2 separate regions of the Mus musculus genome follow, and region 1 is linked to region 2. Evidence: chromatin loops called from intact Hi-C (ENCODE). Cell type or tissue: left cerebral cortex. All regions are shown on one strand. Each heading gives the region's core, and the rest is flanking DNA. Links, peaks and the distances in the headings are about the cores only. Region 1 overlaps Zyg11b (zyg-ll family member B, cell cycle regulator). Region 2 holds the start of Cpt2 (carnitine palmitoyltransferase 2).

Region 1 (10,966 bases), core at 1,808-9,807, 310 kb before region 2:
TATTTTAAATTTATATGTATGGTATTTTGGCTGATTGTATCTCTGTGCACTGTGTTGCATGTATTGCCCTCAGAGGCCGTTGGATCCTCTGGAATTGGAGTTGCTAATGGCTGTGAGCCACCATGTAGATGTTGGGATCTAGCCTGGATCGCCTGGAAGATAGTCAGCTCTCCAGCCCCTCTTCAACAATTTTTAACCCCTTATTTGTTCAGACCAATGCAAACCGAGAGGCACATTCAGTACTTTCTTCATAGTGTCCTACTGTTTATCACTGTCTTGTTTTCTACTTTACAAATCAAGGTCTTTAAAGTGTGTATCTTAAGGCCCAGTATGGTGGCTCACCTCTATAAAAGCAGTACTCAAGAGGCAGAGACAGTGATAATAACTTAACTTTTTAAAAGAGGCAGATGTAGGAAGGCAGGCTACACTACGCAGAGCAAGTTTAAGGGCAACCTGGCCTATATACTGAGGTCTGCATCTAAAATGGGAGTGGGGCAGGACTCATTTTTGTGGCACCCCCTAGGTGGTTGTGTCAAGACGAAGCAGTATACCTCCTTCCCAGCCACTAGATGTCAGGAACTCAATAAAGTGGGATAATGAGTGCAAGCTGAGAGCTGGGCAAGAAACCCATGGGCACAGAAGTAGCTCTGGTGTTCTGTGTGGTCCAGATCAGTGGTGGGTACTGCAGAGTTCTCCCATGAGGCAAGCTGTCTTGTCCTATAGCAGAGGATATTGGTACTGAGTGAGAAACATTCTTGTTACAGACCAAAGACAGCTGGAAAGACGAAGCCCAAGTGTTTCTTCTTTATGTTTTAAGATGCATTGTGAGTCCAGTCTGGTTGTTCTTAACTTGGTTATGTAAAAAAAGAGAGAGAGCTGGGCGTGGTGGCACACGCTTTTTTAATCCCAGCAATTGGGAGGCAGAGGCAGGTGGATTTCTGAGTTCGAGGCCAGCCTGGTCTACAGAGTGAGTTCCAGGACAACCAGGGCTACACAAAGAAACCCTGTCTTGAAAAACCAAAATGGGGGGGGGAGGAAGGAAGGAAGGAAGTAAGGAAGGATGGATGGATAGTTCTAGATGGACAGATACTACTGTGAGAAGTTGGGGCCCAAAAGAACTAGCAGAAACTTTTTCAGATATCATCTAAAGAAGATGATGTCTGCCAGTATGTTGTCAGAAAGCCCTTAAAGAAAGTAAGAAGCAGGACCAAAAGACCCAAGATTCTACTTCTCAGTCCAGTCAAAACTAGGTCTGTAAGAGTAACAACGATAATTATCTATGTATGCGCGCGCACGCACACACACACACACACACACACACACACACACACACACACACAAATGAGAAAGAAGAAAAGGAACGGCTAGGTGGTAGTGGTGCATGTCTTTAATCCCAGTATTCTTGAGGCAGAGGCAGGTAGGTCTTTGAGTTCAAGGCCAGCCTGGACTGAGGTAAGAGGATCACAGAAAGTTCAAGGTATTTAGCACTAGCTAAAGAAAGAAAAGCAAAGAAATTTTTGTAGAATGTTTATTGTGTTTTGTTTCTGTTGTGTGGAGGGGATGGATCCTTGCACATACCACGGTGTGTGTGTGTGTGTGAAGGCCAGAAGCCAGCTTTCACTTGACTCTGTTTCTCCCGTGGGGTCAGTTGTGTTAGACTTGGTGGTACGTGCCTTCTCTTACCAGAAAGGACAACAGTTTAAATGTATGTTAGCTTGTTTATGTTTTAGAGAAGCCATGCATTTTATATGTTTATTCCTCCTCACAATGCCTTCCTTTTCTCCCCTTCTCTGGCCTCTTTCCATCCCCACATAGTCCCTTCTGCCTTTGTGTTGTGTAAGATCCTCTGCCCCTCAAGTACTCAGCTACTACACCCAACTTCAATACAGTTTTAATTGCATTTCTCTCATGGCTAAGAAAGTTGAATATTTTCTTATATTTAGTATCCATTTATATTTCTTCCTTTGAGAATTCTTTGTTCTTTGTTCTTCATCTGGGTATGTGGTCTACTTGTGAAGTCCTTTTCTAGTGAACATAAAACACCAGCAACAAGTAAAATCAGGCATGGTGGCATACTAAGATCCCAGACCAGGAAGATAGAGGCAGGAGGATTTAAGTCAGTCTCATCTATGTGGTACACTTGGGGCCAGCCTGGGCTATATGAGACCTGAAGAGAAAGGAAGGAGCTAAAAGAATGGAGAAGAGAGCTGTTTGCTTCGTTGACCCATGTCATTAGTATCCCTGCTCCTCCCTATGTCTTTATTTTTTTGAGGTTTCATAGACTCTATAACTGTGGCATATATAGTCAGCAAGATGGGCTCCCATTTTATAGGCTGTCCCTTTGGCTCTGCTCATTGTTTCCTTTGCTCTGCAGAAGCTTTAGGATAGGGTACAGTGGTGCTTGCCTTTAATCCAAGTTGGAGACCATCCTGGTCTACACAGCAAGTTTCAGGCCAGCCAGAGCTAGAGAGACCCTGTCATGGGGAAATGTTTTGTTTTTATTTTTACATTTTATTTAGTGTGTGTGTCACAGCACATGTATAGATGTCAGAAGACAACCATGTGGGTTTGGAGACAAACGCGTTACCAGGCTTGGTGCAGCCACTTCCACACTGAGGCGTCTCAGGACTCTGAATGTACTCTTTCTCACGTGGATATCCAGTTTTCTCAGCACCGTTTTTTTGTTTTTGTTTTTTGATTTATATGAATGTTCTGTCTGTATATACACCTGAATGCCACTGGAGGGTATCAGATCTCATTATAGATGGTTGTGAGCCCCCATGTGGTTGATGGGAAATGAACCCAAGACCTCTGGAAGAGCCGCTAGGGAGCAAGTCCTTATTTGATTGATTCTGTGCATGGTTTTTAGTCTTTGTGTTCCTAGCCGTCATCCCTGTTGATTGTTTCTTATCACGCACTGCTTTGGGGTTTGCTGGCTTCCCTGGGACCTCTTGAGATCTCTGGGTCTCAGGTGGTGCAGGCTGTGGTGTTTTATGGAACTTACAGCCCCAGCGGTCCTTGTGCATATTTGTTTATTTATTTATTGTTCTATTTCCTTGGGGAGTTGTTCACTTTATTAATATGTTGTAGTCTTTACTTCTTCTGCCTCCCCATCCCCATTTTTAAGACAGGGGCTTTCTGCATCACCCTGGTACCCTGGAACTCACCCCATAGACCAGGCTGGCCTCAACCTCTCAGATCCGTCTGCCTCTGCCTCCCAGTTAAAGATGCTCACCACCACATCTGGCTGCTTCTGACTGATTTTAAAATGTACTTTTTTCGGATGTCTTAAGTTGGGAAGACCAAAAAAGAAAAAAAAAAAGCTTTTGAAAGATCCACATTCCCTTCCCTTAATACAGTCTTTTACATCCCTCTGGTGTACCAAGGTGTATCTCAGTGTAATTGTCTCTGAAATAGGCATGACAAAGTAAAGGTGTGTGTTGCTCCTTCATATCAGTCTAGAAATGGCATGTGTTTTCTTAAAGTTATAAGAATCACTACCTAGAAAATGATGCTTTGTATAAATAAAATGTGACTTTGATTCTTTTGAACCCCTAGGTCCTTTAATCCATTCTTTCCACTACTTGGCTGTTTTACGACTCCTGGAGTCCAGCTGTGGGCAGTTTGGGCCATGCAGCACGTCTGCAGCAAGAATCGTATGTACCAAAAGTAGAACTATGGTTCCATTTCAGTTCTCCTTTACAGAAAGTCATTTTGGGGGGAGGTAAAAGAGTGTTGAGTTTTTCTTATGTAGTTCTGGCAAGCTGGTATAGAACTCACTATGTAGCTCTGGCTGGCCATAAACTCTACAGAGAATTTATGAGTATGGGTGTTTTGCCTGTATGTATCTGTACACCACTTACATGCTATCAAATTTCCTGGAACTGGAGTTAGAGCCAGGTATGTGGTATGTTCTTTACTGCCTCCAGAAAGCCTTTATTTGTTTCTTTTGCTTTTTGAAACAAGATTTTTCTGTGTAGCCCTGGCTGCCTGGAACTCACTCTGTAGACCAGGTTGGCTTGGAACTCAGAGATTTGCCACCTCTGCCCCCAACCCCACCCTAAGTGCTGAGATTAAAGGCATGTGGATCCAGAAAGTCATTTTTAAGTATATATTGCACAGTTTGGTGTTTTGTTTGAAATTAGTCTCACTGTGTAGATCAGGCTAGCCTTGAACTGACAGAGATCCACTTGCCTTTGCCTCCCAAATGCTAGGATTAAAGGCATGTGCCATGACCCTGTCTGCAATGATTTTTTTTAAGTACATTTACTTTTTAGTGTATATGTGTATGTGGTGTATGTATGGCTTTGTGGGCACAGTCGATGCCCAGTGGAGTCTTCCTCCACTGCCTTATGCCTTACTCCCACTGAACCAGAAGTTTCCTGTCCAAGGACTTCCTAGACCTTTGTTTCTCTGTCCCATAATGCTGGGTTACAGATACACATGGCCATGCTTTTATATGTGGGTTCTAGGATTCGAATTCAGGATTAACCATCTAAAAATCCAGTTCCAGGGGATTTGATACCCTTTTCTGGGCTCTGGTATGCAAGGGGTACACAGACATACATATATAAAACACCTTTTTAAAAAGATTCCTGAATTCAAGGGAATAAAGTGGAGATGATGAGAGACACCTGGTTCAAGGGTTGTTTGTTTTGTTTTGTGGAGGCAGGGTCTTACTGTGTGGATTTGCTTCATGCACTACCATGCATGGCCTTTGATGTGTTTTTGCAGTTTTGTTTTAAGCTCTGAAGACTTGTTTTGTTTGTGGAATAACATTAAGACATTTTTCTTTTCTTTTAGCTTCAAGGTATTGCAGCATGCTGATTGAAGAAGGAGGACTGCAGCATTTGTATAACATCAAAGAACACGAGCAGACAGATCCCTATGTCCAGCAGATTGCTGTGGCCATTCTGGACAGTTTAGAGAAACACATTGTGCGCCATGGAAGGCCCCCTCCCTGTAAAAAGCAGCCCCAGGCCCGGCTGAATTGATAGCCATAGATAGTTGTGTAACGAACAGACAACGGGAAGCATTTTTGTGGTTGGTTCCTTTGGATTAGCGTGCTCTCTGGTGTTTGGGGCGGGGTGGGGGGTGTCTGTGGTAAGAGTCCTGTGATCCATTTGGAATTGGTAATGTACAGTACTGCCCATGTGAACAGTCTGATTTGTTTTGTGATTTTTAACTTATGAGGCAAGAAAGGTCTTCCTTCAATATTGTCTCTTAGGGAATCTCTCTCTCAGTGTTTGAACTTAACTTGTGCTTGAAATTCTACAGTTTCACGGTAAGCTGCACGCACTCTTCCGCAGGCTTCCTTGCAGGTGAGCAAGGCTGCTGACTTGACTTCAGCTCCACCTCGATGTAATTTTATATTGCTCTGTAAAAATGCACCCATTCTCTGTTGCCTTCCCATGATGCCCTTCTTTGTGTGATGAAAGCTGTTGTGTTTCTAGAAGCTTCTTGCTGTCAGGAGCCTGAGTAGCAATCAAAGGAACATAAAAGAAAGACCGTGAAAGGACCGAGTTGAAGGGAATTAGAAATTGCTTTTGTGGTAGAGCTCTGAAAATGGAAAAGGCTCTCCTGGTGTCCCTCTGCTACTTACTCAGTGGAATAGAGTTAAGTTGCTTAGTTAAAATACAATTGACAGAAAATTTGTTGCAAAAATTTAAACTTGAGTTGGGGTGTGGCTCAGTGGTAGAGTATGTTCTTGGAATGTAGGAATTGAATACCCAGCACCACACACAACAAAAAGTTGAATGTTTCTTCTGTTCAAATATGTGTATCTGTCAGGCATAAATGGCTCATGCCTGCAATCTCAACACTCAGGAAACTGAGCAGGAGTAGTGCTGTGAGTTTGAGGCCAGCCTGGGTTAGAGTGACATGTAGTGGATCCTCATTATGTGTTCATGTTAGAAAAAGCTCAAGAGAAGAGTGGGCTACTGCTGCGGCTGCGGCTGGATGGCTACCTGTGGAGTCGGCTGAATAAAAGGAAATGGTTTTGATCGGTTAGTTTTTAGGCAGTTGCCTTTCCTATAAGATAATTGATATATGAAGAATCAGTTATCATCCTATGAACCCGGGAGGCAGCAAGTTAGCAACAAACTTAAATTCCACTATAATTTTAAGTTGGGAATAATTCAGATTTATAATCCAGTAATAGCAAGGATGAGACAGAAGGAACTACAGTTGGAGACCACAGAGTTGCAAGCCAGCCTGGGCTACATGGGAAAGACCCTTTCTCACGAAACAAAACAAATATTTTAAGGGGGTCTTGGTGGCACTTGCCCTTAATTCAAAACACTAAGGAACAGGTGGCTTTCAGGGCCAGCATGGACTAGACAGCAAGAGCCCATCTCAAAACAAACCAGGATGCTCACATCTTGTTTTGTAAATAGGTTTAATCTGAAATCTCTTCTGACCACATTCATACATGTCTCAAATGTTTTCCGTAGTTTTAAAGTAAGTCAGGAATGTTTCAGTTTAGAAAGGAGCTAGATTAAGCTGTGCATCTGAGTGTGCACCTGTACCCTAGTGCATAGAAGACAAAGGTGAGAGGAATATGAGTTCTGAACCAGCCTGGACTATAAAGAGTGACCAGCAAGCTTATTGCTAGTATGCTTTTACCATGTCTGACTCATGTTTCATACTACTGTCACACTCCTTGGACTTGAATGTTTCAGGCTTCCTTTATAAGGACAAATACTGAATCAAACTGAAAGAAAACAGACACATAGAATTATCAAAAAGCCATATAAAACTATGGTTTATTTCTTACTTCATTGGTTCAAGGAATTTTAAGAGCTATACGATACATTTTTACCCAAGATGGTTGCTCAGATTCACCACTGGAGACAAGATTGCCATTCTGAGACTAGCCTGGGCTACCTAGTGATGCTTGTCTCAGCAGCCTCCATCTCAAAAGATGTCTTTTTCATAGTTAAACACATTTGGAAAAAAGAAAATTCTTTCAAAGGAGTAGTTTTTGCTTTTTGTTGACATTTCCCCCTCAATTTTAACGTCTAAGACAAAGTTCTGATAATATGATGTAGTCTACAATAACTAGCAAGCTTGTGGTGTTGATTTGCCAAGCTTACAAAGTACACTTGTGAAATAGTTGAGAACTTTGGCTCCAAGTGTCATGACCAAAGTACATGTGCTATAGGCTATTGCTAACCTTTTACAAAGTTTCAGAAAAATAAGTCAGGTGTGGTAGAGTTCACCTGTAATCCCAGTATTAGCAGCTGCGTAGCAAATTCAGAACCAACGTTTGGTTACCTGATATCCTATCTGGAGAAGCAGAACCAGACAGAAATGGTCAAAAGGTCTACAGAGTGATTGAGAATAACCTGATACATGAAGGCTCAAAACCAATTCAATTTATATTCTCCAGGCCAGTCAGGGCTAGATTGCCCCAAAACAAACAAACAAACAAAACTTAAAAACAAAAGCCCACAAACTCAAAGTGACAGATTGTATCCCAAGTAAATCAAGCTATTAGTGCCCGTGTTTTATTTTTGTTTTTGAGTCTCACCATGTGTAGACCCAAGGCTGTAGTCTATATTGATCTCATTCAGTTGACATTCCTGAGTGAGTGGTAGGATTCCACACATGTGCTACCATGTCTGGCTAAGGGATAGCTCTTGCTTTGTTTTGTTTGTTTTTGTTTTTCCAGACAGGGTTTTTCTGTGTAGTCCTGGCTGTCCTAGAACTCCCTCTGTAAACTAGGCTGGCCTCAAACTCAGAGCTTCCAGAGTGCTGGGATTAAAGCTAAAATGTAGTAAATACATATGTGTATTTATAAATTACGAATGTCCAGCCAGCTTCTACAGGCCTCCCATTTGTAATTGGTTGGTACTTCCAAAGCCACTGGCCTAGTGGTGTGCTTTCAGGCATAGTTTAGACTGACCTGAATGGCCTTGTTGAACTAACTCATCAGTATGCTCAGACACCAGCCATAGGGTCAGGAGTAGCAAGACTTGGATCTGCTGGAAGAAACACATGCACAAGGACCCAGGTTCAGTTCCTGCCAGAGAGGAAACAGAATTATGAGACTTTGTAAGACTGGAGTCGAATAAAGCAAAATATAGATATCAAAGCATCTGGGTTTTGTGTACTGAATATGTTTTTGCCATGGTCTCTGTACTCTGAAGTTTGTTTTCCTTCTGGGTTGAGAGTGCAACTCAGCTCAGTACTGGAGGGAAGCACACCGATTTCAACTCCTACTATCAGAAAAGGAAAAGATGATATTTAATGTTTTCTTTTTTAAGTTATCAATAAAACCATAAATCAAGAATAGGGGCTGGGCGGTGGTGGCACACACCTTTAATTCCAGCACTTGGGAGGCAGAGGCAGCTATATATCTCTGTGAGTTCAAGGTCTGGTCTACATAGCTCTAGGAAGCCAGGGCTATATAGAGAGACCTTGTCTCCAAAACAAAACAACACCAATCATAAAAATCCATTTAATAAAGTTCTCTTACTAATGAGTCCTTTTAGGCTGGTCTCTGGTCAATTTTTGACTTTTTTCCTTTGTCTCATGGAATCAGAGCTAGCTTAAAACTCTCAACCATCCTGCCTACGTCCCTCAGCACACCCCTTGCTTAGCTTTTTAGTCCCTTCGTTGTGGTGGTTTGAAATTACAGGTGTGTTAGGATAATACTGGTTTGTCTTTGATGCTCTTTGACCATAGGTTCCCCCCTTGGTACGTGCTGATGAAAACATTTAATGTGCCAAATTGGGATAAATTAAGGAACAGTAAATTTGGCTCAGTTTTTGGTTGTTTGACTTTGTTCTGTGAGACAGGCTCTTTTGTAGCCCAAGCTGGTCTCAAGCTCACTGTGTATCTGAGGATGACTTGCTACTCTGCCTGCCTCCCCAGGCCATGCTGGGATCACAGTCATGGCCACTATCCCCAGATACTTTTTGCCTTTTTTGAGATAGGATCTTGATATATATTCCATGCTGGCCTTAGACCTCTGAGTGCTGAGATTATGGGAATGCACTAAGCCAGGTTTGCTCCATGTTTCAAAATGCATCCTCCTCCTCCCCCAAGCTCAGAACAATATATAACCATATTCAAAGTTGAAAATAGGAGAAGAGGGGACAGAAATGAGCCATTTTGTAATGGTAACCTGCAATCTGTCTCCTCTCCAATGGCACATTTTTATCAGTTGGTTACTGTGGGACTTTAATTGGGTTTTAAACAGTGTTAATAAGCTAAAGGCATAGATTAAGTGCCTTCTCTTAGCTGATGTGGGCTCCTCCAGTTCTACCTACATACTTATGTTGAGAGAGTGTTTGGGTCAGATCTGCTCTGAGACTGCTTCCCAAGAGGTTTGCAAACTGTTTTCCTTCATAAACCCTGTGTAGTGACTTCAGATGACCTCGTTTATCTCATGGATATTGGATGTTTAGTCCTTGTCATTTGCTATGTGTTGACACAGTTTTAATTTTCAGTGTTTACTCAAAAGTTTTCATTTTAGTAATGATGCAAACCCCACCAGTGATAGGAATAAGAGTATGGTAGAGAAGTTTGCATTGGTTTTTAGGCTCATCACGGCGTGTGTTCCCTAGGATCTCATGGACTTTGCATGATGTGGCACACTATGGCAAATGCAGTTGTTTGTTTCCAAGACTTAACCCAAGACACTGATGACTAATAGCCTAAGAAAAAGAACTTTCTCCCGCCTTTCCACTGATCTACTTTTTAAAAAAATTAATTATGCAAAACTGAATGCAGTTTCTTACTACTGTGCTGACAGGGTGCCTCTTTAGGACACAGCCTAGCTGACAGATCAGTGACAAGTAAAAATATGCCAGCAGTTTAGTAGCTTATGCTTGTGACCCTAATGTGCCAGTAGTGGGCCAGGGAGGCCCTGACTTCTACACCATCTTGGGCTACACCCCTACATTCCCAGATACAGGGGCGACTGAAGCAGGAGGCTCATTTGAGGACTTAAGTAAGTCACAAGTTTAAAATGAGACTGGGCAACATAATATGATCCAGCCTCAAGAATATAATTGTAGCTGAGTGTGCTGGTGCAAGGTTGAATTTCAGCACTCAGGAGGCAGAGGCAGAAGCAGAAGCAGGCAGACCTCTCGAGTTAAAGGCCAGCCTGGTCTACAGAGTGAGTTCTAGGACAGCCTGGGCTGCACAGAGAAGCCCTGTCTTGGTGGTTAGGGGGAAATATATATAGCTTTTTAAAATTTGTCAAAATTATTTTGTGGCAAATCAGAAATCTACTTCATTAATGGTAAACACTTGACTTTGAATTTACTTTATGGAAAAAAATTGAGTTAAGTTTTTTTTGTTCGTTCATTATTGAGTCAGAGTAAGACTCAAGTGTATGAGTCAAATGTGTGTCGCTCTTGCTGTCTTAGCACTTGCTATGTAGACCAGCCCTGCCTCTGCCTCCCGAATGCTGGGATTAAAGGCACATGCTAATACACCAGGCTCTTTTAGCCTTATTTTAATCAACTTTAGAGCAAGATATTCTTTAATTAATGAAAAGTTAAGACACTTTCATAAAGGGAAGTCTTTTATAGCATTTTTTTCCTCAAAAAAAAAAAAAATCAATGTTACATGAAGATTTGAATTCTCAGATAATATGTAGACACGTTTTTTTAGTCACTGACTTGTGGGCCAGTGAGATGGCTCAGTAGGTAAAGGTGCTTGCTGCCAAGCCCGAGTTCAATTCCCTATGGTGGAAGGAGAGAACTGAGTCTCACAAGTTGTCCTCTATCTCCATGTGTGCATCATGTACACTCATGCTCCATATTAAATAGATAAGTAAATATACCAAACTTAATCAACGTTTAACATCTCCATTCAGAGGCAGAGAGCAGAAGGATTGTGAGTTGGGAGGCCGGCTTGAGCTACTGAATGAGGTCCAGGCCATCTTGGGCTACATAAAAGATCATGTCTGAAAAATCCAAAAAAAAGTAACTAAATTAGTGACGAAATCTCC
Region 2 (10,966 bases), core at 1,960-9,959:
CTTATCAGCATGTTTCTTACTGGCACCCATCATGGTATTGTGGAGTCCTGAGGAAAAACACTTGCATATCTTCGCCCCCATGTCAGCAAGAGAGCAGGTGACTGCCATTGTGATGTTAGGAGCTCTCTCCATTGTACCAATGACAGAGGGGCATTCCAGGGCAGGAAAGTCCAGTATTTATAGGCAAGGCTTTATCCCTGATCATCAAAGGTGAGGAAGTTTAGGTGAAACAGGGCTCTGCCTGGGCTAGGTGAGGTCACATTTGGACTCTGGGAAGGTAAATTGAGTCAGCAAGTCCTTTAGAGTCCGAGTGGACCTTTCTACTATCCCCTGGCCTTGAGGGTTACAGGGAATCCCAAAAGTATGGTTAGTCTCCTATGAGGCAGCAAACTCATTGAATTGTTGAGAGACATAGGCGGGGTCATTATCTGTCTTCAAAGTCCAAGGCATACCCATAATCTAACATAGCAGATTTCATAGCTTTGATGGCATGGGAGGCTGTTTCTCCCACCAAGGCCACAGCATATACAAAGAAAGAGCAAGTATCTACAATAACATGTACATATCTAAGATTACCAATAGGTATAGTAAGTCACCCATCTGCCACATAGCATTGGAGAGTAATTCTCTTGGCTTGACATCTCCCCAATTGAGGGACTCCAATGGTGCAAATGGGGTGCAGGTGGCACAAGATCTTGCAAGATGTTTTTGTTGTTTCATGGATAATCTGGCAAGAGCTTGTGTAAGTTTTGTGGGGAAAGGTGAAATTGTTGATGCAGTGCTCTCACCTGTTCCAAGAGCCCCTGGTCAACAGTCATTATCATTAAGTCAGTCATATCCCTGCCCTTAGCCAAGATTCCTGGCAGCCTGGAGTGGGATCTGATGTGAGAAATGAACCATGGTGCCCTATGCTCAAGGGCTCCTTAAGGGATTCATAGGGACATGTATGGGGTGATTCTGATCTTTTATGTAGAAGAATGATAGCGTTCGAACAACCTGTACTGCATATTGGCTGTCAGAAAATATATTAACAGGATCAGCCTGACAGAGTTCAGAGATCCTCAGGAGCCCTAACAACTCCCCTCATTGGACTGATCCAGGGTTTGGAAGGATGTGAGTATAGCCTTAAAGCCTGGTCTCTGTAGTAAAATCCGTGTCTTTGTTTGTTGGCATTTGAGAAGGCCACAGTGCCTTAGGGATCAGGCTAGAACTGGATAGGCTGTAGGGCTTAATTTCAATAGGTAAATGGGGAAGGGCCATCAGATGGTTATCTGGGGTGGGTGGTTATCGAGAGTGTCCTGGAAGCCTGCCATCATTTCGTGACAACTAAGGGAATCTGCTCATAAAGACTGAGAGTGTGGCTGGAGCGATGGCTCAGCGGTTATGAGCACTGACGGCTCTTCCGGAGGTCCTGAGTTCAATTCCCAGCAACCACATGGTAGCTCACAACCGTCTAGAACAAGACCTGATACTCTCTTCTGGTGTCTGAAGACAGCTACAGTGTACTCACATATAATAAATAAAATAAATCTTAAAAAAAAAAGACTGAGTGCTTAAGAGAAAAGGGACTGTATTGTCTTATCAGGTTCCTTATTATAAATTCTCACCAAGCCCCTCACCTTAAGAGCAAGTAAAGGCGATTTCATATTTGGAGGTGATCTTATGTATTTCTGAGTGATCTTGGTGCAACTACATGAGGAGGCTATTTTGCCACAGGGCCCCTAGGAGACCCTCCATGGTCCACATAGTTATTGCCAGCAAAGGCCTCAAAGGGTTATGTCTCTTAAGGCAAGACAAGCAGGTTATTACCTTCTGCAGGAGTCTCTTAGCATCCTGGGTAGGGATGATCTTAGCTGAGGGGCTTTCAGGACCTTCCAATAGTGAGAAGAGACTTCTCATCTCTTGATTGGGGGTCAGGAGAAATGGCTTTACCCAATTCATAGTCCCATACAGCTGTTGAAGCCCCACGAGGGAGTAGGTCTGAGAAATAGAGAAGTCAGGGGTCTAATCTGCTTAGAAATGGAGAATCCCAGAAAGGCATATGGGGGCACTGAGTTTTTGGGGGGAGGGGGCACAACCCACAGATTAAGCTCTTCTCAGTCTTTCAGGAGCTGTGAGGTAGTTCCTTGTGAAAGAGATGAATCAGGATGTGCCAGCATAATATTGTCCATATAGTGGACGATCAAAATAACTTTTGGGGTGCAGGTGGCACAAGATCTTGCAAGATGTTTGCAAGGCCTGTAGTGCCTCAGTCACATAAGGCTGGCAGATGGTGGGACTATTTTTCATTCCCTGTGGGAGAACTGTCCATTGGTGTCTCCTAGCTGGGTTTTGCATATTAGGTTCCCACACTGTAAAGGCAAAGCCACATCTGTCCTAGGTGCCAGGGGATTTGGAAAAGACAGCCCTTGATCTCCATCACTAGCCTGTGACAGAAGGGTGGGAGGGCACCAGGATGAGGCATTCCCACCTGAACCATCCTCATTTCTTCCATTTGTTCATTGATAGCTCTCAGATCTTGTAAGAGTCTATATTTTCTTGACTTCTTTTTTTTTTATGACAAAGATGAGGGTCTACTGGTCAAGGGTTCTATGAGACCAAGTTTAAGTTTTCCCTCAATCAGTTCTTTGAGAGAGAAAAATTTTGGTTCAATGATTGGCCATTGATCTACCCAGATATTGACATCTGACAGCCAGGCCAGCAGTATGGGGTCAGATACCATGATGGAAGGAGGCTCTGGGTGGGCAGTGTCCCTTAGGATTGGTGGTGATCCCCTTTAGGAGGCCAGTTAGGCCCAGTTGTTCATGTTCCACAATGTCATCAAAGAAGGCCTGATCGCCCATTGTAAGGATGACACCCATGTCCTCTAGTACGTCCCTGTCCCAAAGTGTTTGAGGGACATCTGCAACAGTGGAATCCCATCTAGGCGTACAGTCATCATGGGTGAGTGTGGAAACATGGGGAGAGTCCAGTAGACAGTGGGCCTGCTTGGTTAAGTTCCCCCTGCACTTAGGGTTCTCCTTTAACAACCATACTGTCATGCAGTGTTTGTTCTAGGTAAAGCCTGGTGGAACTTGGCAACTCAGGACTCAAGCCCAGCCGATTCTAGGTACCACTTTCTCATTTCTTTGACTACTTGGCTGTTTACTTATGCTGGGTTCGGTCTCCCTTTACCAGCTGGATCTTTTCGTTGAAGTGTGAACTCTTTCTCCTCCTCTCTAGTTAAAGTCTCTTGTTTCTAAGAACGTTCACTTTGATGGCTTTTGTGGCTCAGTCACTTTTGTGGTGCGCCACTCAAGGGACGACAGTATCCCCACAGGTTTCAAGGTTTTGAAAACTACTAGGATTTGGAGACAACTGATCTTTTGTTTTTGAGACAGTTTCTCTGTGTAGCCCTGGATATCCTGGAACTCACTCTGTAGACCAGGCTGGCCTCGAACTCACACAGAATCGTTTCCCTCTGCTTCCCAAGGGCTGGGATTAAAGGCCAGCATTCCTGGCCTGACAAATGAACTTTTTCAGAAAGGATTTTATATTCTTCCTATGACACTCTACAGTACAGACAAGAGATTCTGATACTTTGAATTTGGGCCAGATAGGTCTGTTCTCAAGGGAGGAAAATTAGAAGTTTGGTATTTTTAAAATTTTGTTTTAAAATTGCCATTTTATTATGTTGTGTGTGGAGGTCAGAGGACATCCTTCACAAGTCTGTTCTCCTTTTCCACCATTGTGTCTCAGGGACTTAACTCAGATCATCATCAGTGCCAAGGACCTTACTCCCTGAGCCATCCCACCCGTCAACATCGAATCAATTCTCAGGCCTCCACCTTCCCAGTGCTGGGATTACAGGCATGCACCACCATATTTGGTTGGTTTATGTGATACTAGGGATCAAACCTAGGGTTTCATGCATGCTAGGCAAACACCCTGCCCACTGAGTTACATCCCTGGTTCCCACTAGCTTTGAATTCTGTGCTTAGCTCTTCAGTCAATGAAGAAAAGTTCTTCAGTATGGAGCTGGTAAGTGAGTTTCCTGTTTAACTGCTGGTCATCTAAATAAGGACAGAGCCCGAGAAACAAACTCAGGTCCCCTGAACTCCAAATCCAGTGCCCTTTGGGATGTGTTCCAGCTCATGGCTCTGCCTACCTACTTATGGAACAGACAAAATGTACTTGGCTGCTTCAGATCTACAGGGTCCTGACAGACAGCTGGAGCTAAAGGAAGGTTGTGTTTCCAGAATGGAATTCTGTTGTGCTTCAAGTGAGAATAATTCACTATGTAAAATAAGTGGTAGCAGAACCTATTACTTCTTTAGCTACAGATGAGGCAGAGACCAGAGGGGTATGGTATATGTTGCTTGCCTGTGGTGGTTTAGCGATGGATGGGGATGTTCACGTTCAAGAATCTTTGAATTCCTGAAAAGTTTGGGACTTCAGGACCCATGTGTGCTGACAGGTAGCCTCCTACGGTGGACTGAGGCTAAAAGACACCCAGAACTAGAGGACAAGGGTTTCCTCTTGGTAGGGAACCTGTTTTGTTTTTTTCCTTTGAAATATTCAATCTGAAAAAGGATGCTCATTTCTGGTTCCTGTACATTCTTTTTCCTTCCTTCCTCTTGTTTTGATTAAGACACAGTCCCGTGTAGCCCAGGATGGCTTCCAACTCGCTATGTAGCTGAATATAGGCTAGAATTCTTGACACTCTGCCTCTGCCTCTCCTTCAGATTACAGGCATGCACCCCCAATTTCCAGTTATACATTTTTAATAATATTTTTATTAGATATTTTCTTTACATTTCAAATGCTATCCCGAAAGTTCCCTATCCCCCCCCCACCCCACCCCACCCCCACCCCCCCCCGCCCCGCGAAGCCACACACTTCAAAGACTTCAGGCTTGGGGAATGCTACACGGACCTAGTATGAGTAAAGTATTCTGCCTAACAAATTATATTGGTGAAATAAGTATGACTATTGTTCAGTAAATCTAGAACTGTGGAGGCGTTTGTTGATCTTGTTCTCTACTTAGAAGACAAAGGTTTGAAATGTTCTTGGTCTCTAGAGACCAAGCCTTGACAAGGATAGGTCTGCCAAATGCCAAGTTTCAGCGTTTCTTTTTTCTCTACTTTTGATTTCTATCCAGTTCTGTGAAAGGAAAAGAGGTTAGCTTCAGAGTTACATGCCTGCCACCTTCGGGCAAGAAGCTGGGCTTACTATAGTTTAGAGACCGCTTCCGGCCCAGGTGGGCGTGGCCGCCTCTTGGGCGTGGCCACGATGTGGGCGGGCTCTGGGAGAGGCCAAGTGTGGGCGGGGCCACCGCCTATCGGTGCCCGGAAGTGCCCCTGTGGGCGGAGTTGAACTGGACGTTAAGTCTCTACGGGTGTCCCGGGCCTGAGGGCAGCGGCCTGCTTGCTCGGGAACTCCCTCAGCCACCGCGTCCTCAAGCCGCCATTGCCGCCCGGGACGATGATGCCGCGCCTGCTGTTGCGTGACTGGCCCCGGTGCCCCTCGCTTGTCCTGGGAGCCCCTAGTCGGCCCTTAAGTGCTGTCTCGGGGCCCGCCGAGTATCTGCAGCACAGCATCGTACCCACCATGCACTACCAGGACAGCCTGCCCAGGTGAGCCCAGCCTCCTGGCCCCGGCCCAGACCCGACTCCTGGTGCTTAGGACTTGCCCTGAACCTCCGGCCCTGGAGGCAGTCACATTCCCCAGCTTGGAAAGCCTGAGACTTTGAAAATTCCCTGGCTCAGAAGATTCAGAAACTTTAAAGTCTCCTCCGCAACCCTCCCGTCTACAAGTTCATCTTGAATCCTACAAACTCCTGCCCGCTCCATTAATCTTTCAGACAGCTATCCTGAGCCCTACACACTTAATGCCTGAAAATCACCCGAATCCTTTCTACTAGGGTGGTCAATTCCTTGTTTTGTTTTGAGGGTTTGTGTGCCCTAGAACTAGCTCTGTAGACCAGGATGGCCTATTAGAGATCCTCTTGCTTCTGCCTGTAGAGTGCTGAGATTAAAGATATAGGGCACCCCCATTGAGGGAGGATAGCCAGTTCCTAACATGGGTCTCCCTCGGGTCAGTGTCCCCTATTCACCTTTACCTGTTGCTGAGAACACCCAGCCCACTCCTCTTCCAGTACCTGTTCTGGTAGTGTCCCATCGTTGCTGCAAGCACATCTTTATCCTCATTTTAGCATTCTCCATCTTCTGCTCCATCTTCTAAGGTCAGCCTTAACCTAGAACTTTTTCATACCCACCAAACCTTCCTCAGCACTCTTTCGGGTGGTCCCCAACACCTCACCCACACTACCTGACCTATTCAAACAGCCCTAATAAGTGTTCCTCCATGTCCGTCACCCCCTGTCCCCAATACCCAGTACTTCCTTAAATCTGGAGTCTAGTTTTCTCGTTGATCTCTCAGCTTTGTTCTAGGTTGCCAGAATAGAAATTACCTTCACTCTAAGCCAAACCTAAATTGTCTTTGCATTCATTGTTTATTTCCCAAACCAAGCTCCAAACCTGTTTCAAATCCCCCTCACTGTCCTGGCCCAGCTGCCAGTGATCCTTCCTGCTCCATCCGGGAAAAGACACACATTGTACCATGGTATTGTTCCCTGCTGTGGGGTTTGTTTTCCTCCGTGTCCAGCAGTTATTTAACCCAGTGTCATCTGCCCACCGTGCCTTCTCAGCAAGAACCCAGTGTGCTTATGTGTGAGACCAGCTACAGTGAGGTTATCTGAATTCAGCAGGACGGAGGGGGAAAGAGAAAGGGACTTTGCTATTGCAGGATGAGGGTGTGACCTGGCTTCTCCAGACAGCCTGTGTGAGCTGCATTAATATGTAGGGGAAAGGTGAGGGCTTGGGAAAGAGAGTTTTCATTTGCTGAGTCAGATGGGCACTGACTTTCAGGCAGGCCTGTGCCTTACCCAGGTTTAAGATCAGGTGGACTGTCGGTAGTTTAGAATTGGAAAACTGTAAGAATATTCAACATAGTTTAGTCTTGTCCACAGCACAAACGTCTGTAAGATCCTGGAAGTATAAATAATATTGCTTGTCAGGTGTAGTGGCAGGTTCCTGGAATTATAAATACTATCACTAGTCAAGGGTAGTAGTGCATACCTTTAATCTTAGCATTCAGAAGGTGGAGGCTGGCTGTGAGTTCAAGGCCTGCCTCATCTATATTGTGAGTTCCAGGATAGCCAGAGCTACATTTTAGAACCTGTCTTGGGAAAAAAGCCAACGAGCCCCTTTCCTCCAAAAACAAAACCAACAAACAAAAAACAAACCAATCCACCCTACTACTGTATGCTCTCATGGAGCAGCCGACGTTCCTGGTGCTTCATCGTGAAGTGGGAGTTAGATGAGAGACTTTCTGTGTCAGCAATTCCGAGCTAGTAAAATATACTCTCTCTCGATGTCACACTTGGCAAGGAGCCCTAACCTTGAGGTCAGGCAGAACTTCGTTTCTGATGTGTATTTGCCATTAGGGCTGCAGTTTTGCAGTTAAAGAGCCACAGTCCTCAATGAGGTGAATGGCAACACAGCTCTTTGGACTGACTATTAGGAGGCCCTTGGGATAAGGAAACCATTGCCACACCCTCTGTTCCTCCTTATCACTGCTTCATTTTAGCCTCAGTGGCCTTGGACTCTGTCTAGAAGGAGCCCTGGAATTATCATCTGCTTAAACTTTTTCAGGTGCTGTGGGTTTTGTTCTTGTAGATACTGAGAGATGCATATCAGGGGTATAGAGAAATGGCTCAGTGGTTAAGAGTGATCGCTGCTCTTGCAGAGGACTTGAGTTCTGCTCCTAGTACCACATCCAGTGGCTCCCAATTGCCTGTAACTCCAGTTCCAGGGAGGAATTAGAATTAAACACGCCATACAAAGCCCTTGTGCAGGTTTGGCACAGAATACTCAGTAGGCATTCATAAGCATGGTAACTGGAACAAGATGGCAACTGATGTGCTCTGTCAGTGACTTAATGTTACGGTGGGTGAGGGAAGCCCCATAGAGGAGGTGACACTGATCTAGAATTTGACGTTTACCAAGTGGGAGGAAGAACAGAGCTGCACATCAGGAGAAGGTGCTGAAACAGTGTTGTACATAGAGAGGTCGAGAGGTAGACATTAGCACAGAGCTACACCATTTAGGCCTTGCTGGTTTGTGGCTGGAATGGTTAGTGGGGAGAGACCTTCTGGGGAGTTGTATTAGATCTACAGTGGAACCATGATAATAAATGCCAGTTATCTGCTGCTTCTCATTTAACCACCTACAGTGATAGCTGGTGTTCAAACCAATGGGCACCTTCTGTAGGGAACCCATGTGGGAGACAAGAGTGGTAGTTATTAGGAATAAATAAATCAGAAACCAAGTTCATCTGACCTCAAGGTCAGGGCTCCTTGCCAAGTGTGACATCGATGAGTGTCAGAGAGAATATATTTTACGAGCCCAGAATTGCTGACACACAAAGTATCTAACTCTCACTTCAGGATGAGGGACCAGGAAAGTCCCTCTGTTCCATGGAGAACATAGAGTAGTAGTGTGGATTGGTTTGTTGTTTGTTTGTTTGTTTTCAGAGGAGGGGGCTGGCACTAGGGTAGAAACTAATTTCTGAGCTCCAAAGGCATGTCTTCTAGGCCAGACTTCTTGTTTTCCAGAATAACTTTATTCCTAAATGACTCTTGTGAACACTACCCCAATTATAATTAGATCCTATAGACAGAGAAGGCATTTTATCTGTGTTCTTGCAGGAAGAATGCCAGAGTCCCTGCTTTGGGGGTGCAGACCGGGTATGGGAGCAGGTGACTCAGTAGCTTACACAGGAGATGAATCTGCCCAACATTTCCCCTTCATCTTTTTTGTTTGTTTGTTTGTTTGTTTGTTTGTTTGTTTTTTCAAGACAGGGTTTCTCTGTGTAGCCCTGGCTGTCCTGGAACTCACTTTGTAGACCAGGCTAGCCTTGAACTCAGAGATCTACCTGCCTCTGCCTCCCAAGTGCTGGGATGAAAGGCATGTGCCACCACGCCCGGCCCCCTTCATTTTTATTAGGGCAAATGTCTGTTAGGTAGGGATGGGGTGGGACAGGAAAACACGAGAGGTTAAGACAAAGTTGCTGTGAGCATCTCTCTCTCCAGACCCTGGCTCTACCTCTTTTGAGGCCTGATGAATCACCAGAGCTCTCCTGTCTTGATCTTGTTACTGAGAGGATGGTTGGGGAACACTATTAAAAGAAGATTGTTATTATAAGAGTCTTTGTACCTGTTGCAGAAAGTCCAGTTAAACTGGCTCAAGTAACGGCATCTATGAGCTCACACAGGTTTCCTGAACCCACGCCGGTGCTGTCTTGCCTTCCTGTTGAGCGCTTCACTTATGTGATTTCATTCTCAAGCCGGCTTTCTCTTCATGGTTGCAGAGAGGCAGCCAGCACATAAAGCATGGCTTACACCCATCTCTTGGTGACCAAAGACAATGAACATTGTTTGCTATTTCCTAGAAATTCTTAGTCCTGGCTTACTGGTTTTTCACTGGGTTGACAAAGATCTGGCCAGGAGGCTGGAAGCCAACATTCAGGGTGGGTCTTCCCACCTCATTAGCCTATGAAAATTCCTCATAGGCATGGCTGCAGACTGCCCCAACTTAGACAGCTCTGTAGCATGAAATAATAAAAGGGCAAATCCATGCTATCACCGGTAGGCTCCCACAGGCTGGCCGACCTGTTCTAATCTCGTGGAGACTCTCTGAGTCAGCTCCGAAATCTCTCCACCCAGCTCACTAAGTTCCCACTGGCAGGTTGATACCATGCCAACCCCGTACTTCAGAATTTCCACAGCCTTTTGGGGTGCACTTCTTGCAAACCCACACTTTGCTGCTGTATCTTTCTCCTGAAACCCAGTTGATCCTCCTCGTGAAGGAAAACACCACACAAACTTAGTTCAGAGTCAGTGGCAACTCAATTGCTGGGCGCAAGAACTAGAATCCTAATCTTGTAAGTCATATTAAATGTAAATCCTCAGGTGGCGAATCCATTGAAATTACTCCCAGGTGATTCTAGCCTGTGTCAAGTTAACAGTTAAAAACAGTCCTTACAGGCCAGGCAGTGGTGGGGCACACCTTTAATCCCAGCATTTGGGAGGCAGAGGCAGGCAGATTTCTGAGTTTGAGGCCAGCCTGGTCTACAGAGTGAGTTCCAGGACAGCCAGGGTTACACAGAGAAACCCTGTGTCGAAAAACCATTCAAAACAAAACAAAAACTGTCCTTACAACAAGACAGTCTGGGTGGACTAGTCTGATAGCCCCAAACATCCCCCTGTCTCCAGCTACATCTCATGCTAGCATTGCACCCATATGCTGCCATACTTGCTTTTTAAAAAGTGGGTTCTAGGGCCTCAATCTCAGGCCCTCCTGCTTAAGCACTTTACTGATCCAGCCTTTTTGCTGCCCAGAGTTCACTGTTTTCCAGTGTATCATTTTTAGCACATGCACAGCACTGCAGCCATCACTACTGTCAAATCCAGTTTATCATCCTTCCCCTCAAAGCCTGCCCTTGTTAGACACATCCCACTCTGTCTGCCTCCCCTTTGTAGCCCCTGATCTTCCTTCTGGAAGGTGAATTCAGGATTATTGGATGGCAACTGTCAGACATTTTCCAGCATGTCATCTATAAAGAGAATAAACTTGCAGTTGGCAATAACCTAACGATTCTGATTTCACTCCATCTGTGCTTGGAGGAACCATAAAGGTCGCAATGGCCAAATTAGAGCAATAAACTGTTGCAGTTATACATACAGTCCTGAAAATACATGAATGTTTAGGATGAGGAGGGAGGGAAGGAACACATGATGATGTCAAAACCCACAGGATAATTGGAGAGTTTCTAGCTGTATCTTCTATATGATAACAATTTCAATTATCCATTAATGAGCTCTCAGTTTGATGAGGAGAAAAATAAGTAAGAATTGTCACAAAAT

What was found. Hi-C counts contacts between places; a loop is a spot of excess contacts. Peaks named below come from ENCODE experiments on the same cell type or tissue, not always from the same donor. Only the 100,000 strongest peaks of a DNase experiment are listed, where the experiment ranks them.
Region 1: a loop joins it to region 2, with 2.1 times the contacts of the local background. A loop is called at or near these places in 2 of 42 quality-filtered maps.

The regions. Positions count from the first base shown.
Region 1 is chr4:108,230,032-108,240,997 of GRCm38, reverse strand. It overlaps Zyg11b (zyg-ll family member B, cell cycle regulator), which reads left to right. Exons shown (of 14, transcript NM_001033634.3): 13 at 3,559-3,656; 14 at 4,804-10,966. The coding sequence ends at 4,994. Among named protein-coding and RNA genes, the nearest start is that of Zyg11a, 17 kb to the right of the region's middle. In left cerebral cortex, for the core only: no CTCF peak of the experiment used is centred there; no DNase peak of the experiment used is centred there.
Region 2 is chr4:107,917,964-107,928,929 of GRCm38, reverse strand. Cpt2 (carnitine palmitoyltransferase 2) reads left to right here and starts at 5,341. Exons shown (of 5, transcript NM_009949.2): 1 at 5,341-5,615. The coding sequence starts at 5,464. In left cerebral cortex, for the core only: a CTCF peak has its summit at 5,190 (motif pointing left); DNase peaks (open chromatin) are centred at 2,251 and 5,315; H3K4me3 peaks cover 1,084 bases; H3K27ac peaks cover 528 bases.